Regions from separate parts of the Homo sapiens genome. Here region 2 is linked to region 1. A link is an interaction called in ENCODE POLR2A ChIA-PET data of the cell type or tissue named here. Cell type or tissue: OCI-LY7. All regions are shown on one strand.

Evidence for each region. ChIA-PET counts read pairs that join two places held together with the same protein. Peaks named below come from ENCODE experiments on the same cell type or tissue, not always from the same donor. Only the 100,000 strongest peaks of a DNase experiment are listed, where the experiment ranks them.
Region 2: POLR2A ChIA-PET joins it to region 1 with 12 read pairs; 2 of 35 experiments call an interaction of 5 or more read pairs at or near these places.

Annotation. Positions count from the first base shown.
Region 1 is chr3:57,010,898-57,018,897 of GRCh38, forward strand. It overlaps a transcript of ARHGEF3 not described here. Among named protein-coding and RNA genes, the nearest start is that of SPATA12, 46 kb to the right of the region's middle. RefSeq lists an enhancer at 4,150-4,915. In OCI-LY7, CTCF peaks have their summits at 5,175, 6,076 and 6,278; DNase peaks (open chromatin) are centred at 3,884, 4,274, 5,254, 6,014 and 2 weaker places; H3K4me3 peaks cover 3,811 bases; H3K27ac peaks cover 4,975 bases.
Region 2 is chr3:57,971,556-57,979,555 of GRCh38, forward strand. All of the region lies in intron 2 of LOC105377104 (a long non-coding RNA gene), which reads left to right. LOC124909385 (a long non-coding RNA gene) reads right to left here and starts at 3,477. Exons shown (of 2, transcript XR_007095928.1): 1 at 3,374-3,477; 2 at 883-1,137. RefSeq lists enhancers at 1,555-2,058, 2,059-2,560, 3,065-3,566, 3,271-3,807. In OCI-LY7, no CTCF peak of the experiment used is centred here; a DNase peak (open chromatin) is centred at 1,096.

The DNA.
Region 1 (8,000 bases):
TTAGAAAGAAAGATTAAAAGCAGCAAAATTTGAAGAAAGAAATGAGCCAAACACAAAAGGGTGTTAACAGGTGGCACAGGAATCTCCAGGAGGGAGACCAAAAGGAAATTGCAAAGCAGACCCAAAGTAGACTTTAGTATGAGGGGAAATGCTCCCGCCCGCTTCCATAGTTAGTGGGAGCACCCCTGCGTGTAGGAGCTATGATGAACATGCAACCGGCGAGGGAAAATCGGAGGGAAGGTGAAACTGGGACCGGAATGCAGCCTAATGAAGAAACAGAAGCACAGTTGATGAAAACAAAGACGTTTTTGGCACAAGGAGGCAAAGTTAAACCGCCTGGAACTTACAGGAACATGATGGTGCTAAGCACATGATCTAAAACAACGATTTCACCTTTTTTCTGCCCTAGCGGTGAACTCCCTAAAGATTTCCCACGGGGCACACTGATGACAGCAATCCAAGTTGGATAGAGTTGCTCTCAATCCCCACTGCCCACATTCAAATATATACGTCTCCTCTTTTGCCTTTCCACAGGACATATGGCAATGTCTGGAGATATTTTCTTTTGTTACAAGGGAGTGGGGTGAGGTGGGTGCTACTGGAATCTAGTGGGGAGAGGCCAGGGATGCTGCTGAACATCCTCCAATGCACAGGACAGCCCCCCACCTTCCCCCGCCACCCACAGCAAAGAATTCTCCAACCCAAGGATTCAATAGTGTCAAGGTTGAGAAATCCTAATCTAAACCAGAGCAAAGGCAGCAGGTATGGATTTGACACCAGAAAGAAAGGTGTCCTAATACTATCACTTATTTACCTGCTGTGTGACCTGAAACTTTGGTCTCCTCATCTGTACAAGGAGATAATCACTCCCAATCCCTTACAGCTATGCTGAGGATTCATGAGACCTGGCTTTTGAAAGTATTTTATCACTGCAGGCCTCACTCCATCTTCACTGCTTCCCAGTGCTCGCAGGGCCTCTGATTTGCACTATGAGGAAGGAAGAAGGTGGTGGTGAGGAGAAGCGGTGGGGTCTGGTTAGGTGGAAGAATGGTCAGCACTGACTGGCCCTGGGTCCTGGGTGGTCCTTGCTGAGGATTCAGACTCCCTCATAGGATACTCAAGAGGGACATGTGCCTTCTGAGGGAACTTGAGGGGCTGCTCCCAACGAGCTGTGCCAAGAAGACTGAGGTTGAGTATGAAATGGGGTCTACAGGAGATGGCCTCGTGACCTGCCTCAAAACCCAAGAGCCACTACCATTATTACAACAATGCAATCACAATAACAATATTAAGAATGGCCAACATTCATTCAGCACTTAAATCTGTACCTGGTCGTGAACTAAGCCCTCTTTTGTTATTGTTGTTGCTGTTGTTGTTGTTTTGAGACAGGGTCTCTCTCTGTTGCCCAGGGAATGCAGTGGTGTGCTCTTGGCTCACTGCAACCTCCACCTCCCGGGTTTAAGTGATTCTCTTGCCTCAGCCTCCGGAGCAGCTGGGATTACTGGTGCCCGCCATGACACCTAGCTAATTTTTGTATTTTTAGTAGCGACGGGGTTTCACAATGTTGGTCAAGTTGGTCTCGAACTGCTGACCTCAAGTGATCTTCCCACCTTGGCCTCCCAAAGTGCTGGGATTACAGGCGTGAGCCACTGCACGTGGCCACTCTTTGTAGTTTATCAATTTAATCCTCACAACTGACATAGAAGGTGGGTAGAATGATTATCACCATTTGACAAGTGAACTAAAGTCACTTACTCAAGGTCTCACAGTTCAGCCAGAACTAGGTTTTGCACCCAGGATTCTGATGCCATAGTGAGAGGTGACAGTGTGCTGGCAGCCGTTGCTCGCTCTTGGTGCCTCCTCAGCCTTGGCGCCCACTCTGGCCACACTTGAGGAGCCCTTCAGCCCACCGCTGCACTGTGGGAACCCATCTCTGGGCTGGCCGAGGTGAAGCTGGCTCCCTCTGCTTGCAGAGGGATGTGGAGGGAGAAGCATGGGCAGGAACCGGGGCTGCGCACGGGCTCGCAGGCCAGCGTGAATTCCGGGTGGGTGCGGGCTTGGCAGGCCCTGCACTCCTGCTGGCCCTGGGCAGTGAGGGGCTTAGCACCCGGGCCAGGCTGCGGAGGGTGCACCGGATCCCCCAGCACTGCCGGCCGGCCTGCCTGCGCCACACTCGAATTCTCGCTGGGCCTCAGCTGCCTCCCCGCTGGGCAGGGCTTGGGACCTCCAGCCCGCCATGCCTGAGCCCCCCGCCCTGGCGGTGGGCTCCTGTGTCGCCAGAGCCTCCCAGACAGGCACTGCCCCCTGCTCCATGGTGCCCATCCCATCGACGGCCCAAGGGCTGAGGAGTACAGGCATGCGGTGTGGGACTGGTAGGCAGCTCAGCCCCCGGCCCTGGCATGGGATCCACTAGGCGAAGCCAGCTGGGCTCCTGAGTCCAGTAGGGGCTTGGAGAACTTTTTATGTCTAGCTGGAGGATTGTATATGCACCAATCAGCACTTTGTGTCTAGCTTGGGGTTTGTGGATGCACCAATCAGCACTCTGTATCTAGCTAATCTGGTGGTGACTTGGAGAACTTTTATGTCTAGCTAGAGGATTGTAAATGCACCAATCAGCATTCTGTGTCTAGCTAAAGGTTTATAAATGCACCAATCAGTTCTCCGTGGCTAGCTAATCTGGTGGGGACTTGGAGAACTTTTGTGTCTAGCTGGAGGATTGTAAATGCACCAATCAGCACCCTGTGTCTAGCTCAAGGTTTGTAAATGCACCAATCAGTGCTCTGTGTCTAGCTAATCTAGTGGAGACTTGGAGAACTTTTGTGTCTAGCTAAAAGATTGTAAATGCACCAATCAGCACTTGGTGTCTAGCTCAGGGATTGTAAACATACCAATCAGCACCCTGTCAAAACGGACCAATCAGCTCTCTGTAAAATGGACCAATCAGCTCTCTGTAAAATGGACCAATCAGCAGGATGTGGGTGGGGCCAGATAAGGGAATAAAAGCAGGCTGCCGGAGCCAGCAGCGGCAACTCTTTGGGTCAATTTCCACTCTGGGGAAGTTTTGTTCCTCTGCTCTTTGCAATAAATCTTGCTGCTGCTCACTCTTTGGATCTGCACTGCCTTTATGAGCTGTAACACTCACCGCGAAGGTCTGGAGCTTCACTCTTAAAGCCAGCGAGACCACGAACCCGCCAGGAGGAACGAACAACTCCAGACGTGACCCCTTAAGAGCTGTAACACTCAGCGGGAAGGTTTGCAGCTTCACTCTTGAAGCCAGCAAGACCACGAACCCACCAGAAGGAAAAAACTCCAAACACGTCTGAATATCCGAAGGAACAAACTCCGGACACACCATCTTTAAGAACTGTAACACTCACTGTGAGGGTCCGCGGCTTCATTCTTGAAGTCAGTGAGATCAAGAACACACCGATTCTGGACACAATAGTGCACAGCCTTAACCACTACAGCACCTTCCTTCCAAACCACGCCCCTTCCATCACCACCCCTGTTCATCACAACCTGGACTCCCATATTCCAGAAGAAAGCAGGAAATCGAGCCAAATATGTGGTATAATTCTATTAAAATATTTACTGTGCATATGCGTACCAATGCAAGAAGGAAATTTCTCACAATACTCACTGATTAACAGTATTTAATGATCAGCAGAATTAGAAAACTATATTTCTTTATAGTTTTCTAAACTTTTCAGTTTTTTTACAATAAACAGATTAACAGTTAACATAGAAAGTAAAATTACAAAAGCAAATATTTATAAAGCTTGTTAACTTTTTTTTTTTTTTGAGACAGAGTCTCGCTGTGTCACCCAGGCTGGAGTGCAGTGGCGTGATGTCAGCTCACCACAAGCTCCACCTCCCAGGCTCAGGCCATTGTCCTGCCTCAGCCTCCTGAGTAGCTGGGACTACAGGCGCCCGCCACTGCACTTGGCTAATTTATTTTTTTGTATTTTTACTAGTCACGGGGTTTCACCGTGTTAGCCAGGATGGTCTCGATCTCCTGACCTCGTGATCCTCCCGCCTCGGCCTCCCAAAGTGCTGGGACTACAGGCGTGAGCCACTGTGCCCGGCCAAAGCTTGTTAACTTTTTTCATGTACTTTTTTTTTTTTTTTAGCAAAAGTCTGCCAACAACCTGAAATTATTAATTGTCTAAACCAGAGGTTGGCAGACTAGGGCCTGAGGGCCAAATCCAGCCGTCTGCCAGTTTACATAACGTTTTACTGGTATACAGCCACGCTCATTCACTTATGTAAATGACTAGGACTGCTTTTGGCTACAACTGAGTTAAGTAGCCACCTGCAGACACATGGTAACACTATACCCCGTTTCTAATCTGACCTAGAGATAAACTTCTTACTCTCCTACCTCTAAACCTTCCCTCACAACATGTCTCTACTTGTTTTGCTACAGCCCAAAATGGATATTCTAGGAAACCAATGAAACTGAAGCTTAGGGGCCCCTCACTTCACAGGACCCTCCTTAGAAAGGTGTATGTGCTCTTACAATTTTGTAAAATTCGGAAAGGGATATTTAAAAATTCTTTTTATTTTTTCTCTGTTGCCCAGGCTGGAGTGCAGTTGCAGGATCATGGCTCACTGTAACCTCAACATTCTGGGCTCAAGCTATCCTCCCGCCTCAGCCTCCTGGGTAGGTAGGACTGCAGGCGGACACCACCACGCCCTGCTAATTTTTTTTTTTTTTTTTTTTTAGTACAAACGAAGTCTAGTTATGTTGCCCAGGCTGGTCTCAAACGCCTGGGCTCAAGTGATCCTCTTGCCTCTGCCTCTTAAAGTGCTGGGATTATAGGCGTGAGCCACTGCACCTGGCCTTAAAATTCTTTTTCTTGAAAAGGTCCCCCAAATTATATAAGTTTCAGACCCTCAAAATGGATCTACCTGTATCTAAAGCCCTAGACACTTCGCCACCCTTGTTACATTTTCAAGACCACAGCATGTTCAGTGGTGAGACAAGTCTTGTTCCCACCAATTCCCAAGCAGCACTGGCAATGATGAACTCTTGGATCTCCAATCCCCAGATGGCCGAATCTTGCAGACAGAGACCACAGAGGCAGGGGTCCACCTGGGTGCGTCCTCATATCCAGCAGGAAGTTCACAGAGCAGACCATGCCCCTACAGGACCCTAGTGGCACTCACACCCACACAAGGAAAAGAACATGCACAACTATCACACAACTATCTTTCTGCCATTTGTGACCTCTACTGAAATCCACCTTCCAATCCAATTTATGTATTTCGTGATACAGAGCCTCAGACATCACAGCACATCCAAGTGGTAAGACGCAGGCAGGTGGACTGAAACTGCTTTCTAAAAGGTAATGCTGCTTGCAAGAATGACAAAAACGGCCAGGCGCAGTAATCCCAGCACTTTGGGAGGCCTCGGTGGGAGGATCATGAGGTCAGGGGTTCAATATCAGCCTGGTCAAGATAGTGAAACCCTGTCTCTACTAAAAATACAAAAAAAAAAAATTAGCTGGGCGTGATGGTGGGCGCCTATAATCTCAGCTACTCGGGAGGCTGAGGCAGAGAATTGCTTAAACCCGGGAGGCGGAGGATCCAGAGAGCTGAGATCGCACCACCGCACTCCAGCCTGGGCAACAGAGCGAAACTCCGTCTCAAAAAGAAAAAAGAATGACAAAAAGGAGATCAAATCACATAATGTCCATGCAAATGTTTTATTATTTTAAAGACTTCTCGAATGTGTGGAGAGTTTTTCAAAATAGCTACCGTTAGGATGGAAAATTTACATCAGCTGGTGCTAAGCACAGTTGTCAATCCAAATGCCCACCCACACCTCTGAGTTGGTGCACAGTGTCCTTCACTCTCTTGCTCTTGGTCCCCCCCAGGTCTATTCTTATATCCCCTTTTCCCTGGTGTGGGGGAGGGGTCTTCTTTGTGGAGTGCAGCTGGCGGTTATGATAAGCAGGTGTCAGGACTTTGAAAATGACCTTGCCCATCAGCTGGTGGGAACCAAGAAGACAAGGAAGTCACTGTGTCACTGTCTGCCGGGTCTCAGTCCCCGAAACAAGACACAGTGAGGCCTGGTGGGGGAGAGAGAGGAAAGCTTTCTCTCTGTCTCTCTCTCTCTCTCTCTCTCTCTCTCACACACACACACACACACACACACACACACACGAGTCACCAAACAAAAGGAAATGCACACAATGTCACCACTAAAGAGCAAAATAAAAACTCAAAGGTGAGGATTAAGTGTTTCCTAAACAGCAGAGGTAAACCAAGGAGACTGAGGCTTAGACAAATCCAGGGAAAGTCTGCATTCTATGCGTGGAGTTGGCAAATTCCATCAGGAGAGAGTCAGCAGAGGTTGGGGGAAGGGTAGGGATGTATATTCACCCAAGGCTGATTCCAGCGCCCAGAAAGCCAGGGCCATGTAAATGGCTGTTACTGTACCAGTCCCTGGAAAGGTTCCAATACCCAGGACATGCTCTGGGAAGAAAGAGAATGTCCACTAACCCAGTTTCTAATTAAATGTGGGTTAACTGGCACTGCTCCCTGCAGCTCAAGGGGCCAATTGAGAGCTAAAAGGAGCGTTTTTCAAAATAAAAAGGCCGAGCCCACCAAGCCAGCACTTTTTGTTTTCTCACATCCTTTCAGTTGCTCAACTTGACCCTCTGCTAGTTGGGTTGACTCCTTGGTCCTTGAAGAAACAAACCCTTCCCTGCCCCCACCAGCTCCACGTCTGCAAGGACAGAGATGCCCCCTTGGCACACGTTGGATTGAACTCTGTTCCTCCTTTCCCACGATGTCGTCACGGCTGCCCAAGGATGAGTCACTGTGAAAGCCACACATTGTCCCCAGTGGACAAAAGGCTGGACCCAGGAGAGTGGCCCATTCACGCTTCTCCAAGAGCTAACCAGCCTCTTTCTACAACATCCAAAGGATGCTGCCTGATGCTGGGAAATGGTTAGTCTTCTCTCCCAGCTCCCAGTGCTAACATGAATAGGAAGAGAAACGAGCTTGGAAAAAAACTTTCAGTGAAGTGCAAAGAGCACATGCAGTAGTTACGCTGTGAAAACCAAGGCAAAACTTCATTCAAGATGCTTAAAAGCCAGGTGCAGTGGCTCACGCTGTAATCCCAACACTTTGGGAGCCCAAGGCAGGTGGATCAGTTGAGGTCAGGAGTTTGAGACCAGCCTGGCCAACATGGTGAAACCCCATTTCTACTAAAAATAGAAAAATTAGCTGGGCGTGGTGGCATATGCCTGTAGTCCCAGCTACTCAGCAGGCTGAGGCAGGAGAATCACTTGAACCTGGGAGGCTGAGGCTGCAGTGAGCTGAGATGGCACCCCTGCACACCAGCCTGGGTGACAGAGCAAGGCTCTGTCACAAAAAAAAAAAAAAAAAAAACTTTAAAGGCCAAAAAGGAATATAGATCAATTTGTTAGTAATAATAATGTCACATTTTCTGCACATCAACTAAGGCACTGGGCTAAGGAAGGGTGTTGTTTGCATTATCTCATTTCATCCTCAGAACTACTCTATAAGGTAGGTCCTATAATTAGCCTCATTTTACATGCAAGGAAAGCAGAGCAAAGAGAGCTTAAGTAACTTCCAAAAGGTCACACATCTGGCCAGTGGTACAGTCAGGATTTGAACCAGAGCAGTCTGGCTCCAGAGCTGTGTTCTTAAATATACCATGCTATCATTAATTAATAAACTAATTTATAATGATTAAAGTTATGCTAAAGTGTTCACATTTGGGGGAGGTTGTGATGCTTTACGTTTATGTCGTGTCTCACCTTCCCCACACCAAAAAAGTCACAACCTGGCTTTTCCCATTTAAAGACAGTATCTGCCAGGTAGTGTGCTGAGCATGTGACATGTATCATCTCATTAATCCCCACAACCAATAATATGAGGTTGGTGCTAATATTATTCCTTTTACAGATGAAGACATCGAGCTTCAGGGAAGTTAACATCCTTGCCCAAGGTCATAAAACAAAGAA
Region 2 (8,000 bases), 960 kb after region 1:
AGCCAGGCGTGGTGGCACACAACTGTAATCCCTGCTATTCAGGGAGCTGAGGCAGGAGAATCACTTGAACCTGGGAGGCAGAGGTTGGAGTGAGCTGAGATCATGCCACTGCGCTCCAGCCTGGGTGACAGAGCAACACTCTGTCTCAAAAATAAATAAAAATAAAAAATAAATTATCTCAACAAACCCAAGACACCATCCTTACCCTATAGGTGGAGCAACTGAGGCTCAGGAATGCTGGGTAAGGTGCTCGAGATCACACCGGTGCAGCCAGGATTTGAACTCAGGTCTCTGACTCAAGGGCCCACACGTGTGGCCATTTACTATTATATATGGCACTTAAGGAACAGCTCTGAGCTCAATACATAGATCCTCATAAAACAATAAGACCCTGAGGCAGTGGCCCACGAGACACTGACTGTGCCATGTCAGTTGTGTTGTAGGTGTTCAGAGGAGAGAGTAAAGCTGGAACGACCCAGGGAGGACATGGTCTGGCCTTGGACCTTGAAGAGGAGGTGAGACTTGGATTAGTGCATTGGGAGGGGTGTGGTTTCAGGTGGGGACAAAGGTGTGGAAGTAGGGCTGGGTGGGGCCCCACTTAGAGGCGGTGTCTGGGGTAAAGTCAGGGGCAGGGAGGGCGGCTGGCCAGCTTCCAAGTGGAATTGAGGCATAAAGCAGGGCTGAGGCCCAGGCCAGGAGCCGAGCACCTCCTTTTCCTGTTAGCCTCATTTCCCTTCCTCAGGGACCCACAGAATAAGCTCTTAACTAGAAGCTATTGTCCCTGCCCCCTCAAAATCCCAGTTTGGAGGCCCAAATGTCAAAGGGGAGCGATGGCTCTCTGGGCCAGTGGCGTGGGGGTAAAATAATTTACCAAGACAGTTGTAGGCAGAAAAAGGCTGATTTATTGGAGAAAGTAGAAAAATAGGTTGCAAGGAGACAGGGCAGCCTGCATGAGAGATGCCGACTGCAAAGAAACAAAGGCTGGCTGGAGATTTTATAGGACGGTGCTGACACTGTGTGCTGAAGAGGGCTGTGCGCAGCACCACGACGCCAAGCTTGCAGTGAGCTCACCTGCAGGTGTCTGGTGGTAGCTGGGCACAGGAAGATGGTGAGTTACTTGCGCAGGAGGGCTGTGTCCTGGACCACAAAGAAAGGCAGACTTGTAACTCATCTGCTTCTGCTTTTGCTTTCCCTGGTCCCACCAGCCTGACTCCCTTTCCCTCATCAGGACTCCTCCACACCAAGGAAATAACAGGTCCCCCTGCTCAGATTCAGCCTCGAGCCAGCAACAAGGGGAGTCGGAGGAGGCCTTTAGCCTATTTTATTGGTTTATTTTCTTCTCACAGCAAATATGCCCAGCCTGTGGCAGGCATCCAGGCACACCCAGTACATGTTCCTGTCCTTCCTCCCCTTGCAGGTATGGAGTGGGACCCAGTCCCGACACAGACTCACTGTCCCTCTAAAACCACATCCACCCCCACCTCAGAAACGGAAGTTTCACTGAAGGTTTCTTAGGAATTTAAAAGGCAAGGTTCCTTCCCAGTTTAGCAAGACTTTCTGAAAAGCTCACCTCCCATCCCAGGGACTTTTTTCCCTAGGGCCCCAGCTTCAGCCCTCCTCCCAAATCACAGCCTCCTCTTTGCCTCTCCAGATGAATCCCAGTCTGTGGCCCACAGCCCTCACATTCTTAAACTAAGTGCCATTAGCAGGATCTGCCTGGTGCAGAATGAAAATGTGAGGCCCTTTTTCAGAAATTACGAAGAATTTCAGCTGGGCATGGTGGCTCACACCTGTAATCCCAGCATTTTAGGAGGCCGAAACAGGAGGATTGCTTGAGACCAGGAGTTAGAGATCAGCCTGAGCAATAGAGTGAGACCTCATCTCTACAAATAATAAAAATATTAGGCTGGGCTCGGTGGCTCACACCTACAATCCCAGCATTTTAGGAGGCTGAGACAGGCGGATTGCCTGCGGTCAGGAGTTCAAGACCAGCCTGGCTAACATGATGAAACTCCGTCTCTACTAAAAATACAAAGATTAGCTGGGCGTGGTGGTGAGTGCCTGTAATCCCAGCTATTCGGGAGGGTGAGGCAGGAGAATCGCTTGAACTTGGGAGGCAGAGGTTGCAGTGAGCCGAGATCATTCCACTGCACTCCAGCCTGGGCGACAGAGTAAGACTCTGTCTCAAACAAACAAAGAAACAAACAAACAAACAAATTAGCCGGGCCTGGTGGTGCTGCTGGTGGTCCCAGCTCCTTGGGATGCAGGGGGTGGGAGGATTGCTTGAGCCTGGGCTGTCAATGCTGCAGTGAGCTGTGATCGCACCACTGCACTCCAGCCAGGGCAATAGAGCGAGACCTTGTCTCAAAAAAAAATTTTTTTAAAGAATTTCGGCGACAGCTGAGCATGGGTCATAAGCCCTAAAGCTGTCCTTGCCCTTAGCACATAGAATGTCAAGTTTTCAAGAATTTTAAAGCTAAGGTCTGAGATCCCATCCCCTCCCCCCACTCCACTCCCAAAAAAGCGTATTTTGAGAAGGGCTGCTCTGGACTACACTCACCCCACACTCACCCCTTCGCTTCTCATCTTGCCCTTAGGCCCTCAGTAGAAGGTTTGAGGTCTCATAGTTGAAGTGATTGTACTTTTCGCAAAGTACTTTCAGCTGTTCTTTATGAGAGAGAAGTTATCATCCCATTTTACAGCTGGGCAAACTGAGATTTAGAAACTCCCAGGTGTGGTGGCTCATGCCTGTAATCCCAGTGCTTTGGGAAGCCGAGGCAGGAGAATCACTACAGCCCAGGAGTTCAAGGCTGCAGGAGCTATGATTGCACCACTGCACTCCAGCCTGGACAACAGAGCAAGACCTTGTCTCTATTTTAAAAAGGAAAAGAAAAGAAATTCCCGGCCGGGCGTGGTGGCTCACACCTGTAATCCCAGCACTTTGGGAGGCTGAGGCGGGTGGATCAACGAAGTCAGGAGTTCAAGACCAGCCTGGCTAACATGGTGAAACCCTGTCTCTACTAAAAAATACAAAAATTAGCCAGGCATGGTGGCAGGCGCCTGTAATCCCAGCTACTCAGGAGGCTGAGACGGGAGAATATGCTTGAACCTGGAAGGCAGAGGTTGCAGTGAGCCGAGATCACGCCACTCCACTCCAGCCTGGGCGACAGAGCGAGACTCCGGGTCAATAAAAAAAAAAAAGAAAAAAAGAGATTCCCTCCCTGAGCTGACACCTTGCTGGCTAGTAGCATAGGTGGTACCAGCTCTGGCCTCCAGACATCCTCAGCCCTCAGCCATTTCCACTACAGAAAGCACCCAGACATCATCCAAAGCCAACACTCAGATGATGCAAAAGTCAATGCAGATAACTCACAGGAAGGAAGGTCATCCTGAGGTCTGATGAGTCAGGGAAGGACAGAGACATTCCTCACATTTTCACCAGCAGTTCTGCTGATAGAGGTCTCATGTGGGTCTGGTGTTCCTCTAGGATTGGGTGGAGCCGTTTAAACATGAGAAACGGCTGTTACAATAAATACAATAAAAGATGGTCATGCTGATTTAGCAGTAAGTGAGTGGAGCCAGAAAACCAAATTGGGGGTGAGGGTGAGGAAGAGGAATGGGGCTTTGCAGTCGAATCCAGCAGCAAATAGGCCCATGCCTGGAAGGAAGTTAGTCTGAGGCCACAACAAATCAGGCAGGGAGGTACATTGCTGGTAGCTACACATATTGGTGTCATCTTCCTAGAGGACATGTGGGTAGTTTATAAGAGAAACCATTAAGGGGTCATAAAGGTAAGGCTGGGTCGGGCGTGGTGGCTCACGCCTATAATCCCAGCACTTTGGGAGGTCGAGATGGGAGGATCGCTTGAGCCCAGGAGTTTGAGACCAGCCTGGGCAAAATGGCGAGACTGTCTCTACCAAAATGAAAACATGCCTGTAGTCCCAGCTACTCGGGAGGCTGAGGTGGGAGGTCAAGGCTGCAGTGAGCTGTGTTCATGCCACTGCACATCAGCCTGGGTGACAGAGCAAAACTCTGTCTCAAAAAAAAAAAAAAAAAAAAAAGCTATTAGCCAGGCCTATTTATGAGAAAATTAGATCCAGCAGATGAACCCAGTGTAGGGAACATTCTATAGGATACCAGGCCAATTCTCAATACTATCAAAGTCATGAAACAAGGAGAGGGCTGGTGTGGTGGCTCATGCCTGGAATCCCAACACTTTGGGAGGCCAAGGCAAGAGGATCACTTGAAATCAGGAATTGAAGTCCCACCTGGGCAACAAAGCAAGATTCTGTTTCAGAAAAAAAAAATTGCTGGGCATGATGATGGGCACCTGTAATCCTAGCTACTTCGGAGGCTGAATTGGGAGGATCGCTCAAGCCCAGAAGTTTGAGCTGCAGTGAGCTATGATCGTCCCACTGCATTCTAGCCTGGACAAAAGAGTTAGACCCTGTCTCAAAAAACATTTTTGTTTTTTTGTTTTGTTTTGTTTTGTTTTTGAGATGGAGTTTCACTCTTGTCACCCAGGCTGGAGTGCAATGGCACGATCTTGGCTCACTGCAACCTCCACCTCCTGGGTTCAAGCGATTCTCCTGCCTCAGCCTCTTGAGTAGATGGGATTACAGGTGCGCGCCATCATGCCCAGCTAATTTTTTTTTTTTTTTTAGATGGAGCCTCACTCTGTCATCCAGGCTGGAGTGCAGTGGCGAGATCTCAGCTCACTGCAACCTCCACCTCCCAGGTTCAAGTGATTCTCCTGCCTCACCCTCCTGAGTAGCTGGGACTACAGGTGCACAACACCACACCCCGCTAATTTTTGTATTTTTAGTAGAGATAGGGTTTTGCCATGTTGGTCAGGCTGGCTGACCTCATGACCCACCCGCCTCAGCCTCCCAAAGTGCTGGGATTACAGGTGTGAGCCACCATGCCCAGCCTAATTTTTTTTTTTTTTTTTCATTTTAGTAGAGACAGGGTTTCACCATGTTGGCCAGGCTGGTCTCAAACTCCTGACCTCAGGTGATCCACCCACCTCGACCTCCCAAAGTGCTGGGATTACAGGCATAAGCCACCACACCCGGCCAAAATTTTTTTTTTGAGCTGGAGTCTTGCTCTGTTGCCCAGGCCAATGGCACAGTCTAGGTTCACTGAGGCAGGGTTCAAGCAATACTCTTGCCTCAGCCTCCCGAGTAGCTGGGACTACAGGTGCCCACCACCATGCCTGGCTAATTTTTGTATTTTTAGTAGAGACAGGGTTTCACCACGTTGGCCAGGCTGGTCTCAAACTCCTGACCTTGTGATCTGCCCACCTTGGCTTCCCAAAGTGCTGGGATTACAGGTGTTAGTTACCACACCTGGGCAAAATTTTGTTTTAAAAAAGAAAAACAATGAGAAATTGCCAAAGAGTGGAGGGGAGACATGACATCAAATGCCACGTGGTTCCCTGCATGGAATATTTTCGTTTTTTAGAGATGGAGTCTTGCTATGTTGCCCAGGCTGGAGTGCAGTGGCTATTGACAGACACGATCATAGTGCACTGCAGCCTCAATGTCCTGGGCTCAAGCAGTCCTCCTGCCTGAGCCTCCCAAGTAGCTGGGATTACAGGTGTGAGACACCAGACCTGGCAGAAATAACAGCACAGAGATGAAGCGTCCCTTTCATCACATCCTGAGAGGGAGTCTGCCACATCACAGGGTACCACTGGCGAGGCTCACCTTATCACATGGTTAAGGAGGTGTCCCTTGGGCTTCTCTGCTGGAAAGCCACTATTTTTCACTTTCCATACTCTATTCTTCGGAAGCGAGTCAATAAGTCTAGCCTACCCTCAAGTAAGGAAGGACAGGAATTAGGCTTCACCTCCAGGAGGAAATCTTGATTTTTAAAATGTTAATTACCTTTAAAAAAGAAAACCTGGCCAGGCACAGTGGCTCATGCCTGTAATCCTAGCACTTTGGGAGGCAGAGGCGGACGGATCACGAGGTCAAGAGATGGAGACCATTCTGGCCAACATGGTGAAACCCTGTCTCTACTAAAAATACAAAAATTAGCTGGGTGTGCTGGCACGCACCTGTAATCCCAGCTACTTGGGAAGCTGAGGCAGGAGAATTGCTTGAACCTGGGAGGCAGAGGTTGCAGTGAGCCGAGATCATGCTTGGTGACAGAGTGAGACTCCGTCTCAAAAAAAAAAAAAAAAAAAAAGAAAAGGAAAAAAAAGAAAACCTATCCTAGTGGTAAAATGCAAAAGATACCAAGGCATACATGGTGTTAAGTCCTCCTATCTCTGTCCCCAAAAGTAACAATGTTACCATTTTCTTGTGAATCATTCCAGAGGTATTTTATGCACAGACAGGCAAATATGTGTACCTTGCTCCACCTTTTTACACAAGGGCGGTACCCTGGCCATGCTGTTCTGCACCCAACCACGGGGCTGCTTGAATTATGAGATTCTGTAAGCACCTCGGTTTCAGATGTCTGACTCTGAGGGGATGGGTCAGTAAATGACATTCTGTATAGCAAGGGCCTGGCCACAGCTAGGAGCAGTGACACAGATAAGTAGCTTCTGGTCTCATGAAAAAGTAAGATGTCAAATGACAATAAAATCGAGTGCAGAGTACATAATCATTTCAATTAGGTGGAAGTTATCTTTCAGGAGAGGCTGCAGGAAACTGTAAATCACTGAGATAAAGTGGAAGGCCTGTGAGTAGCATGTTTTGTTACATGTAAAAGAAAAACTAAAAGATGAGACTGTGAGCTTTTGGGAATGCAGTTTCCAGGATCCTGAAGCCAACCACATATAGGTGGCAAAGACCCCGTCGCCCTTTCCTGGTCAGGGAGGGAAGGGCCGTTTGACTTTCTAGAATTGTCTCCCTGGATTGAGGGTGTTTGCAGTTAATTGTTTTGTGGAAATAAGAGCAGAGCAAACACCCCACCCAGGGCAGGGACAGGATGTAGATTCCTCAGGCCTGAACTGTCAGGCTCGAGGCCACACACTTGTGGATGCCCCACACCCTGGTGCTACTCACAGCCTGCAGGATGAACGCTGTCCCTCAGCCTGGTACCTGTCTGTCCGTCCGTCCATCCATCCATCCATCCATCCATCCATCCATCCATCCATCCACTAGCTTATTTCCTTTATTCACTCAGCGTTTATTGTGTGCCTGAGCTTGTGGCAGGTGCAGGGATATGGCTGTGGTTGAGATGGATACAGATCCTCTGCATGGAGTGGAAGGTCTGGTACAGAACTAACCAGGTGTGGGGCATGCATCTGTGCTCCAGCAATGCCCTGAGATCTCCATGTACTTCCCCACCCTGGGGAGCAGGGCAGCTTTGTGGAGGAGGCAAAGACCAAGCTAAGCAGGAGTGAGCTAGGCTTGGGGGGCTCAGGGGAAAAAAGGGGACACTCCAGGTGAATGGGGACAAGAAAAGGCTCACAGACCAGTACCAGCATCCATTCACCAAGTCTTTGCCTCAGCTGCACCCTGTGCCTGGTGCCTGGCAGTCACGATTTCATTTCATCTCCATAGTAGCCTTTTGAGCAAGATAATTATCATGCCCTTTAAAAAAAAAAAGTATTTTTTTTTCGAGATGGAGTCTCACTCTGTCGCCTAGACTGGAGTGCAGTGGCATGATCTTGGCTCACTGCAACCCCTGCCTCCCAGGTTCAAGCGATTCTCATGCCTCAGCCTCCCAAGTAGCTGGGATTACAGGTATGCACCACCACGCCTGGCTAATTTTTGTATTTTTAGTAGAGACGGTTTCACCTTGTTGGCAAGGCTGGTCTCAAACTCCTGACCTCGTGATCCGCCCGCCTCGGCCTCCCAAAGTGCTGAGATTATAGGCATGAGCCACTGTGCCTGGCCTATCATGCCTTTTCTAAAGATAGGATGCAGGCTGGGTATGGTGGCTCATGCCTATAATCCCAGCACTTTGGGAGGCTGAGATGGGAAGATCACTTGAGCCCAGGGGTTCTGACCAGTCTAGGCAACAGAGTGAGACCCCATCTCTAT